Linked DNA regions of Homo sapiens: region 1 is linked to region 2. Evidence: read pairs that join two places in POLR2A ChIA-PET (ENCODE). Cell type or tissue: CD4-positive, alpha-beta T cell. All regions are shown on one strand. Region 1 overlaps SLC25A25 (solute carrier family 25 member 25). Region 2 has its middle 40 kb from the start of NAIF1.

Region 1 (5,000 bases), 68 kb before region 2:
CGACCCTCTCTGCAGGCCGGCCTGAATTCTCCACTCATTCCTTCCCCACAGATTCGTGCTGCGGAGGAAGAGACCACGTCACCAAGATGAGAACAGGCTCAGTCTCACCCTTGTTCCTTCTACAGTGCGCCACTTCCTAATATAGACTATATCTTCCCACTACCGGGATGGATAAAAATGGATAGTTATTACTTGGGGATCACAGAAGTAAAAGGACTTTTTAATGCACTAAAACGCTTGTTGTTAACTCGTAAAGAGGGTGTTACAAGATGTTGATACTTACACACAACATTATGAAACAGAGATTATGACAAGTGATATGACATTTGGGCCTTCTAACAGAGATCTGATAACGAGTCTGTGAGAACAGGTCTTGGGCTACCCTAGTGACGGATCCTATGAGGTCGCACTGGATTATCCAGGCAGATTCCTGCTCAGCCTCCGCTAAATCCATGACACTCAGCTATCTCTTAAGCTGCCCAATCCAGAATGTTCTGCCTTGGGCTATTTTAACACGCCTCTTATCTCTACCACCAGGGTCCTTGAAGGTAGAAGGCTCTTACTTCAAACCCTTGGACCTCCTTGTCTGGAAATAACCTCCTGCCTTGATCAAATAAGGTGCTTCATGAACAGCTTCCAAATGAGTGAATTAGCTCAGGGGGCTCTAAGACCCCAAGAAACAAACTTATAACCATGCTTGATGAAGGCCTATTTTTCTGAGCATCTGCAAATAGAGTTGTCAGGGCATTATATTCAAATGGACAAGATAATGTATCATTATTATTATTATTTTTGAGACAGACTGTCACTCTTGTCACCCAGGCTGGAGTGCAGTGGCACGATCTCGGCTTACTGCAACCTCTGCCTCCCAGGTTCAAGCGACTCTTGTGCCTCAGCCTCCCGAGTAGTTGAGATTATAGGCGCCCACCACCACGCCTGGCTGATTTTTGTATTTTTAGTAGAGACTAGGTTTTACCATGTTGGCCAGGCTGGTCTCCAACTCCTGGCCTCAAGTGATCTGCCTGCCTTGGCCTCCCAAAGTGCTAGGATTACAGGTATGAGCCACTGCGCCTAGCCTCTATTATTTTATTTTAAAGGAGGTTCACATTTATAAATAAAAGCTGAACCCTAAAATGCTGGTCTTTAGGAATGCTCACTCTACTTTATAAAATGAGATGTTGCCCTATTAAAAAAAATGCTGGTCTTCCTTTGTTAAATTATTGTTTGCTTCTGAAACTAAATTATACAGATCTGTTGAATATCTCATTTTAGTGATGACTGCAGTCATTCTAATATAAAAAAGCAAATATTTTGACTGAATAAGTTCAATTGGAGATTTCACTTTCTATTAAAGTATATTTTAAAAATAATTATGGCACATATTACTGTACCATTGAGTTTTATAATGTATTTAACAAAAGAAATCTGAGATTTGAAAATGATACTAAATAAAAGTGAAACCTGTATTCTTCTTCTTTTTTCTTTGTCTTTCCTAAGATGGAGTCTTGCTCTGTCGCCCAGGCTGGAGTGCAGTGGCGCGATCTTGGCTCACTACAACCTCCACCTCCTGGGTTCAAGCGATTCTCCTGCCTCAGCCTCCCGAGTAGCTGGGACTACAGGTGCCCACGAGCACACCCAGCTAATTTTTAAAAGGGTTCTAACTTATTTGCTGCTGTGACTGAGTCTCATGGAATGTCTTCATTGGATAAACTTCAATTGGCATTTGGTTTTTTAAATCATCCATCCTACTGAGTTTCACAGGTAACTCAAGACTCCATGTTCATATAAAAATGGAGAGTTCTACCCAAATAAGCCCATCTCTAGGTGCTAGTGTCCAGGACAACTGCTGTATTCCTGGAACTGCAGACTGTGGGGGCCCAGAGGGGCTCTGGGATCATCCCTTAATCTCCGAGTTGAGCAAACAGGCCTGGGAGAGGCGACCTGATTTGCCCAATTCCCAAAGCCTGTCAAGGGCAGGGCAGGGCCTTGCACCCAGGGTTCTTGTTACAACATCCACTTCAAACAGCACCCAAAACAGATTTTAGTATTCAGTTCCCAAAGGATGCCGGTAAGCCAGACAGTAGGTGATACCTCATACTGGAAGGCGGCAGGTGTGTGGGAAAGGTGTAACTTGAGCAAGTTGAGCCCTAGCTAAATACAACCAAAAACGGTGTTTGTGTCACAGCTTCTGAATGCCTCTGTGAGAACTAGATTATGGAGGAACTAAAGCAGGCCTCGGGTTTCAGCCCTGATGCTTCACACCGGCCTTCTTGACACTCCAAGATCTGGGCACAACGCGCATTGTGTGCGATGCCTCGCTGCTCTTTATTATTCTGACTTTGTGGCACAGACCCTCATCTGTTTCAGCTCCTCCGATGTCCATTCCTATGACTAGTATTCGGAAACAGTGACAGCAACACTAGGTCCCTTAGGATTCAGTGGCATCAGATTGCAATTAATCTATAAAGTAGCAGTTCCTCTCCTGAGCATCTTCTCACAGCAAATCTGCCAATGCCACCAAAAGCTTTCCTTGTTCTACCACTATGTTACATGCCAGAAGAAAGCAGGTGCTTCAGGTAAAGGCCGGAATACCATGAATAAGAACAGGGCAGGTACAGTGCCTCTGGGAGTGTAGCATTAGGTCAGAAAGTTCCTCTCCCCTCCTCTGCAATGACTCAGGCTGAGCCAGAAATATTAATATGAGGAAGCTTTGCCAGCATCCAGCCGCTCAAGCCCCACCCACCCTTAAGGCTCTCAAACCTCATTGGCGGCTGTGGCCACAGTGTCATTTGATGATCAGGTTGCCATGACAGCCTAGTGTAGCCAGTTTCCAATGAAACCTGCCTACACTTGGCAGTTACACACACAATAAGCAAAATTCTCTGTGCTTCCGAGAAGACAGCCCCTCAGGATTTGAAAGCTTGAATGCCGCTGAGGGCACCTCCCACTCCAGAGTAATGGCTTTCTTCTCCAACTGAAGATTAACTGTAAGACAAAGATAAAGGGAAAAACTGGAACAGTTCCTAGAATAAAAGCTTGCAGGAACCTGACTCACTAGCAGACATATTTAAACAGGGGAAGTGAGAGCAAAACAAAGTAGTGCTTCTGGGACACTGAGAAGCCCGAGAACCAAAGTGAACTTTTCTTTTTTTCTTTTAAACAGAGTCTTGCTCTGTCACCCAGGCTGGAGTACAGCGGCACAATCTTGGCTCACTGCAACCTCCGCCTCCTGGATTCAAGCGATTCTCCTGTCTCAGCCTCCTGAGTAGCTGGGAGTACAGGCACGCACCACCACGCCCAGCTAATTTTTGTATTTTTAGTAGAGACGGGGTTTCACCATATTGGCCAGGCTGGTCTCAAACTCCTGACCTCGTGATCTGTCCACCTCAGACTCCCAAAGTGCTGGGATTACAGGCATGAGCCACTGCGCCTGGCCTAAAGTGAACTTTTCAAAAATGTTTCCAGAACATTCTGGAGGTCCTTTTTGTGATTTGGTGAGGCCAGCCCCAATCAGCCAGTGATCACAAACCCCAAACACCTTCAGAGCACTGTTCTGGAAAAGGATGCGGGCTGCATCCATGTTCCTGTTACTCCAGTTCTTGGTCTATCTGCTTTGAGAGTCTATGCTTCTCAGATTTGCTTTCTCTCTGGCTTCAAGCCCAACCAGCTGCCCCATATCCCACTTGGGGCTCCCCCAGTTTGCAGCCAGCTGAACTGTCTCTCTTTTGGGGATCAGCCAGTAAAAGGTGTGGGTCTCTTGATTCTGCAGGCCAGGAACTAAGCTGTTCAGAACAGACAGTCCTATCCTAGGCAGTCCCTGGGGGGAGAGCTGGCAAGGGGGTACTGTATGATGCTGAAAAATAGAGCAGTTAACTGCTAAAGACAAAAATAGGTGATTTTAAAAGGAGCCGGCCATTCGAGGTAGTAATAAGGCAAGCAGGTCTATAGATAAAAGTTCCTCACAAAGCTAGTGCCACAGCCATTCCAATCTTGTCTAAAACAATCAAAAGGTACAAAGTGACACCCTCTCTTTGAATATTAAGCAAAGACATCTCAGGCATAACAGTCTCTGAGAGACCCACTGCTTTGCTCAGAAGGAACCCATCAAAGACGAAGACTTCTCCCCAGTGCCCACATGACTGCAAATGTTATTACATCAAAAGTCCCTAGTAGCAAAGGCAAAATGAGCTTTTATTTCTTAAATGTAGCAATTCATCTTAACATCTCTGTGGTATCTATAATGTGCCAAACGGGCAGAATCTCCTTTTCTTCTCTGATTTTTCTCCTAAGTAAAAAGATTGAAAATAACCAAAGCTCAGGAGGTGAACGAGGTCACTCCTACAGCAGGGAGGAGAAATCTGAGCCAAGTGGCAATTTCCTTTCTAATACTGAGCACTCCATTAGTCTCCTTAAAAACTGCTTTCCTAAGGGGAAAACGAGGCAGCACAGGACAAGGATTTGGGGGTGAAATCTCAGCTCCACCTCTCTTTAGTTGTTTAACCCTGGGCAAATAATGTAACCATTCTGCACCTCAGTTTCTTCATCTACGAAATGGGGATACTACCACTTACCTTGGCTCTTGTGAGGATGGTAACTCACGCTCTGGGCTCAGGAAGGATGAAAGACCCCACAGTTGGCAGACCCGCAGCGGCCGCAGTCATTTCCAGAGGGGCACCAGCCTCTGCGCCTCATGACTCCAGCCTCTCCTCGGACCCAGTCTCATGCCTTCACTCTTCCTCCCAGACCCAAAGGAGAGATGGGTCGGACCCAGGCAAGGGGACTGTGACCTTCAGGATGCCAAGACCACCCCCACAGCTCCAAGCAACTGGGTTCCACGGTCGAGGCACACTCTCTCGCCCCTTTAGCTTCGCCCTTCCTGAGCTGTTCGGATAAGCTAAGGCACACTTTCACAGGCTGCCCCTCACTTTCAAATGGCTTTCTTCAGCCAAACTAACAAATCCTAAGGCAAGTCTATTGCAACCTTCCTTCCCTCAACAGCC
Region 2 (5,000 bases):
TGAGCCTGGAAGGTTGAGGCTGCAGTAAGCTGTCATCGCATCACTGCATTCCAGTCTGGGAAACAGAGCAAGACTTTGTCTCAAAAAGGAGAATAAAAGGGACTGGGTGCGGTGGCTCACATCTGTAATCCCAGCACTTTGGGAGGCCGAGGCGGGCAGATCACAAGTTCAGGAGTTCGAGACCAGCCTGGCCAAAATTGTGAAACTCCGTGTCTACTAAAAATACAAAAATTAGCTGGGTGCAGTGGTGCGCACCTTTAGTCCCAGCTACTCGGGAGGCTGAGGCAGGAGAATCGCTTGAACCTGGGAGGCAGAGGTTGCAGTGAGCTGAGATAGCACCACTGCACTCCAGCCTGGGTGACAGAGCGAGGCTCCATCTAAAAAAAGAAAAAAGGAGAAGAAAAAACAAATAAAATACATACGTAGAGAAATGGACAAATCTGAGATGTGACTAGTGATTTAACTCTAAAAGGCCACATGACTTCCACAGTGGACGACTCCTCTTTCGTCGTACTGGGTGGTTGGTAGATAGCGGAGGGTAGACAGGCGACAGGGCTAAAACAAATCTGCCCAAAGATAGCAGCATGTGCTTATTATTTAGAAATATAAAATGTGTAAGTGCTGGAAAGAAACTGCTCACAGAGCCAAAAGTGGTTGCTTCTAGGGAGGCGGCGTGGGGAGATTGGGGAGGCAGACAGGAAACCACTGCATGTTATCTGCCTTTAGGGTAAGTTTATTTTGCTTTCCCTGCACGTATGCTATTTCACCAATTCTTTTTTTTTTTTTTTTTTTTTTGAGACAGAGTCTCACTGTTGCCCAGGCTGGAGTGCAGTGGCGCGATCTCGGCTCACTGCAAGCTCCGTCTCCCAGGTTCACGCCATTCTCCTGCCTCAGCCTCCTGAGTAGCTGGGACTACAGGTGCCCGCCACCACGCCTGGCTAATTTTTTTGTATTTTTAGTAGAGACGGGGTTTCACCGTGTTAGCCAGGACGGTTTCGATCTCCTGACCTCGTGATCCGCCCGCCTTGGCCTCCCAAAGTGCTGGGATTACAGGCGTGAGCCACCGTGCCCGGCCAAACTACAAAACACCAATTCTAAGATGCCAAAGTATTCACATTTTAACATCTTTCTTTCTTTACTTATTTATTTATTTATTTATTTTTGAGATGGAGTCTCCCTCTGTTGCCCAGGCTGGAGTGCAACGTCTGCCTCCTGGGTTCAGGCGATTCTCCTGCCTCAGCTTCCCGAGTAGCTGGGATTACAGGTGCCTGCCACCATGCCCAGTTAAGTTTTGTATTTTTAGTAGAGACACGGTTTCGCCATGTTGGTCAGGCTGTTCTCAAACCCCTGACCTCAGGTGATCCACCCGCGTTAGCCTCCCAAAGTGCTGGGATCACAGGAGTGAGTCACCATGCCTGGCCCATTTTAACATCTTTAAAATCAAGATAAATCTTTCTATAATCAGTGGTGCACCTGACCACTATAATTGGCAGTGTTTTCTCTGGACAGCACATGAATCATGGTGCATCTTACTATTGGTGATGCCTCAGATTCACTGATGTATGGTATTATTTTGATAAAGTGGAAATTATTTTAAAGAAAAAAATGAGCTAATTGCAACAGCTGCTATGTATTGAGCTCCTACTGTAAGTGTTCTAAGCACTGTAAATGTTCCCATTTAGTATTCTATTATTTATTTGTTGACTTAATTTTTAAAAAATTTTTGCCGAGCTGAGGTCTTGCTATGTTGCCCTAGCTGGTCTTGAACTCCTGGCCTCAAGTGATCCACCCACCTCGGCCTCCTAAAGTTCTGGGATTGCAGATGTGAGCCACCATGCCTGGCCTTCATTTAGTATTCTGAATAACCTTGGATTGTTATTCAAAAGTTTGAGATGAGGAAATGGCTCAGAGATGTTGAGTAACTTCCTTTAAGCCACCCAGCGAGTAAGTGATAGACGATAGTCCAAAACAAGGGGCTGCCTGCCTCCTGAGTGCACAGCTCGGCTTCTGTTTTGACTAGTTTGAAAGAACTCCATGTACTCCCCTCAGTTCTAAACACCCAGAGAGAAATGGGTGTTTGCTCACAACCACAGAGACACTAAGGCTGAGTTAGGCCGAGACATGGGCCTTTAACACCCAATCCAGTGTCCTTTTCTTGAACCTGGGCTCTCCCTTTCTTCCTGTCATCCTGACACTCAGGACATTCCTGAGAGCTGTATTGTAGCTCCTAAATGCAAGTGACACTTACAGGGCCCAGGTCGAGCCCTGGGAGGAGGGAAGGGCAGGGTGGCCCTTGCCTGTCCTGCTCATGTGAACCTGGTAGGTACTCGGCAAACCCGTGTCATGTGAACACAGCTGTGTCTGGGTCAGCATCTGGGCCAGGCTGGCCTCAGGCTGGAGCAACCTCAGAAGCCTCCACAGGAAAAGCCTGGGGCCACCACAGTGGAGGGATATTGTGTGGGAGGCCAGGGCCTTTCCAGAAGCTGTACTGCCATAGCAACCTGCCTCCTCTTGATGGTGTGTTTGCTTGGTAGGGCTGGGCTCGGGCAGAGGACCGCGGATGGATGTGGCAGCAGGGACGGGGGTAAAGCTGGCCAGGCCGCTCCACAGGCTTTGCCTCTTTTGGCAAATAATTGCCCCTGCCTCCAACACTTGTTGGAGTGCTCAGTACCTTGTCACTATTTATTGAGCACTGTTCCACCAGGCCTAACAACCCGTGCTATTCAGAAGCCCAGAGAGGTCAAGCCACGAATCTGCAGTCACACAGCCAGGAGCCTGTTGACTCCAAAGCCTGGGTGCCAACCTCTTACCGACACTACCTGTCCCATGATGCTCACATGTGTCCCATGGTACCTGTCAATGTGAGGCACCAGCCCCTTAAAGGGGAACCCACATCCTGTTTCTGGTTCTGCCTCAAAGATATGAATTTGCGATAATGAGGCATCGCAAGTTAATCTCTCATGCGAGGCCGTGCCTCCTCTTTCCTTCCTCTCTCGTCTGCCCCAGACACAGGGGCCACAGCAGCTCCTGCCTGCACATGGCTACGGTGCTCAGCATGCATGGTGCCTGCGGTGTTCCACACCTAGTGTCTCCGAGCCTCAGTTTCTTCTGCTATCAAATGGGAGGAAGAGGCCCGGCACGGTAGCTCATGCCTGTAATCCCAGCACTTTGGGAGGCTGGGGAGGGAGGATTGCTTGAGCCAAGAAGTTCGAGACCAGCCTGGGCAACATGGCGAGACCCCCGTCTCTACAAAGCATACAAAAATTAGCTGGGTGTGTAGCCTGCAGTCCCAGCTACTTGGGAGGCTGAGGTGGGAGGATTGCTTGAGCCCTGGAGGTCGAGGCTGCAGTGAGCTGTGATCATGCCACCGCACTCCAGCTTGGGTGACAGAGTGAAACACTATCTTAACAACAACAACAACAACAACAAACAAATGGGAGGAAGAGTAAGGCTGTGGCTTCTGTGGGGACTGGCAAGCTGATGTGTGCTCTGTGCCTGGCCCAGTGCCTGGTGAGAACCTAGGAGAAGGCTCTGGAGGTCGGGGACTTGGCTGTGATTCCTGGTTCTGTCACTGATCAGCTGTGCAGCCTGAGACAAGTCTCTGCCCCTCTCTGAACCTCAGTTTCCTCCTCTGTGTGATGGGGTGGTGGCCCTGCCCCACCTTTCATTTACCGAAGAAGGTCCAGGTGTGAGGCTAGCATTACTACGGTTCATCTCCACTTCTCAGCTTCCTTGACCCTCTCCTCCCACTGAAAAAGCCTATCTAGACCAAGACGGCTCTGTTCCCGAGGGCACTATGAATCCTTGAAGGGCCCAGCAATCACGGAATCCAACCCCTTCCTCTGCCAAATGCACATTTGAATCTGTTTCACCAGAGTGGTGTGATGAGAATTCCATGAGCTGATGCTTGTAAACTGCCATAGGGAACACCCCCTCCCACCTTTCACAGGTGAGCAAAGGGAAGCCAGCAAGGATGTTCCCTGCAGCTGGGTTTAGAATGGAAAGGTGCGGGCGTGGTGGCGTGCACCTGTGGTCCTCGCTACTTGGGAGGCTGAGGCGGGAGGATCACTTGAGCCCAGGAATTTGAGACTGCAGGAAGCTATAATCACACCACTACAACAGAGGGAGACCCTGTTTCTAGGAAAGAAAAACAGCCTGTGCAAGGTGGCTCACACCTGTAATCCTGGCACTTTGGGAGGTAGGGTGGGAGGATTGCTTGAGCCCATGAGTTTGAGACCAGCCTGGGTAACATAGAGAGACCCCATCTCTATGAAAAAAAAATAAAAAAAAAAAAACTTTATTTAAAAAAAAAAAAAAAAAGCCCCGCTGATCCTGGACTTCTGGGATTCAAGGGCTCAGGAAGCCCCTCCCTCATTGGGCCAGAGCTGGTCTGAGTGACCAACGGCAGGATGCTCTGCTGCTGTGCTTTCACTTCTAAGATGCGCTTATAAAAGACTGCACTTTCTCTTTTTTTTGAGACAGATTCTTACTCTGTTGCCCAGTCTGGAGTGCAGTGGTGCGATCTTGGCTCACTGCAGCCTTCACTTCCTGGGCTCAAGCGATTCTCCTGCTTCAGCCTCCTGAGTGGCTGGGATTGCAGGCTCCTGCCACCACCCTCAGCTCATTTTTTAATTTTTAGCAGAGACCACCATGTTGGCCAGGCTGGTCTCGAACTCCTAACCTCAGGTGATCTACCCGCCTTGGCCTCCCAAAGTGCTGGGATTACAGGCGTGAGCCACCACACCAGGCCATAAAGACTGCACTTTTATCTGGGGCTCTCTCAGTGCTCACTCTGTGCGAAGCCACTGTCACATCACGGGGACATCAGATAGCAAGGAACTGAGGCCTGTAACAATCACGGGTGAGCCTGGAAGCAGATCCCAGTCCCTTCAGGAGACTGCGGCCACAGCCCACAGCCAGGGAGAGACCCTGAGCCAGACCGCCCGTCTAGGGTCGTTCCTAAATTCCTGACTCCTGGAATCTTTAAGAGAATAAATATT

Evidence for each region. ChIA-PET counts read pairs that join two places held together with the same protein. Peaks named below come from ENCODE experiments on the same cell type or tissue, not always from the same donor. Only the 100,000 strongest peaks of a DNase experiment are listed, where the experiment ranks them.
Region 1: POLR2A ChIA-PET joins it to region 2 with 8 read pairs; 8 of 35 experiments call an interaction of 5 or more read pairs at or near these places.

The regions. Positions count from the first base shown.
Region 1 is chr9:128,092,304-128,097,303 of GRCh38, reverse strand. All of the region lies in intron 1 of SLC25A25 (solute carrier family 25 member 25), which reads right to left. Among named protein-coding and RNA genes, the nearest start is that of SLC25A25-AS1, 24 kb to the left of the region's middle. RefSeq lists an enhancer at 4,833-5,000. In CD4-positive, alpha-beta T cell, no CTCF peak of the experiment used is centred here; DNase peaks (open chromatin) are centred at 2,763 and 4,113; H3K27ac peaks cover 1,768 bases.
Region 2 is chr9:128,024,371-128,029,370 of GRCh38, reverse strand. No RefSeq gene overlaps it. Among named protein-coding and RNA genes, the nearest start is that of NAIF1, 40 kb to the left of the region's middle. RefSeq lists an enhancer at 470-639. In CD4-positive, alpha-beta T cell, no CTCF peak of the experiment used is centred here; DNase peaks (open chromatin) are centred at 680, 1,980, 2,480, 2,900 and 2 weaker places; H3K4me3 peaks cover 3,091 bases; H3K27ac peaks cover 4,815 bases.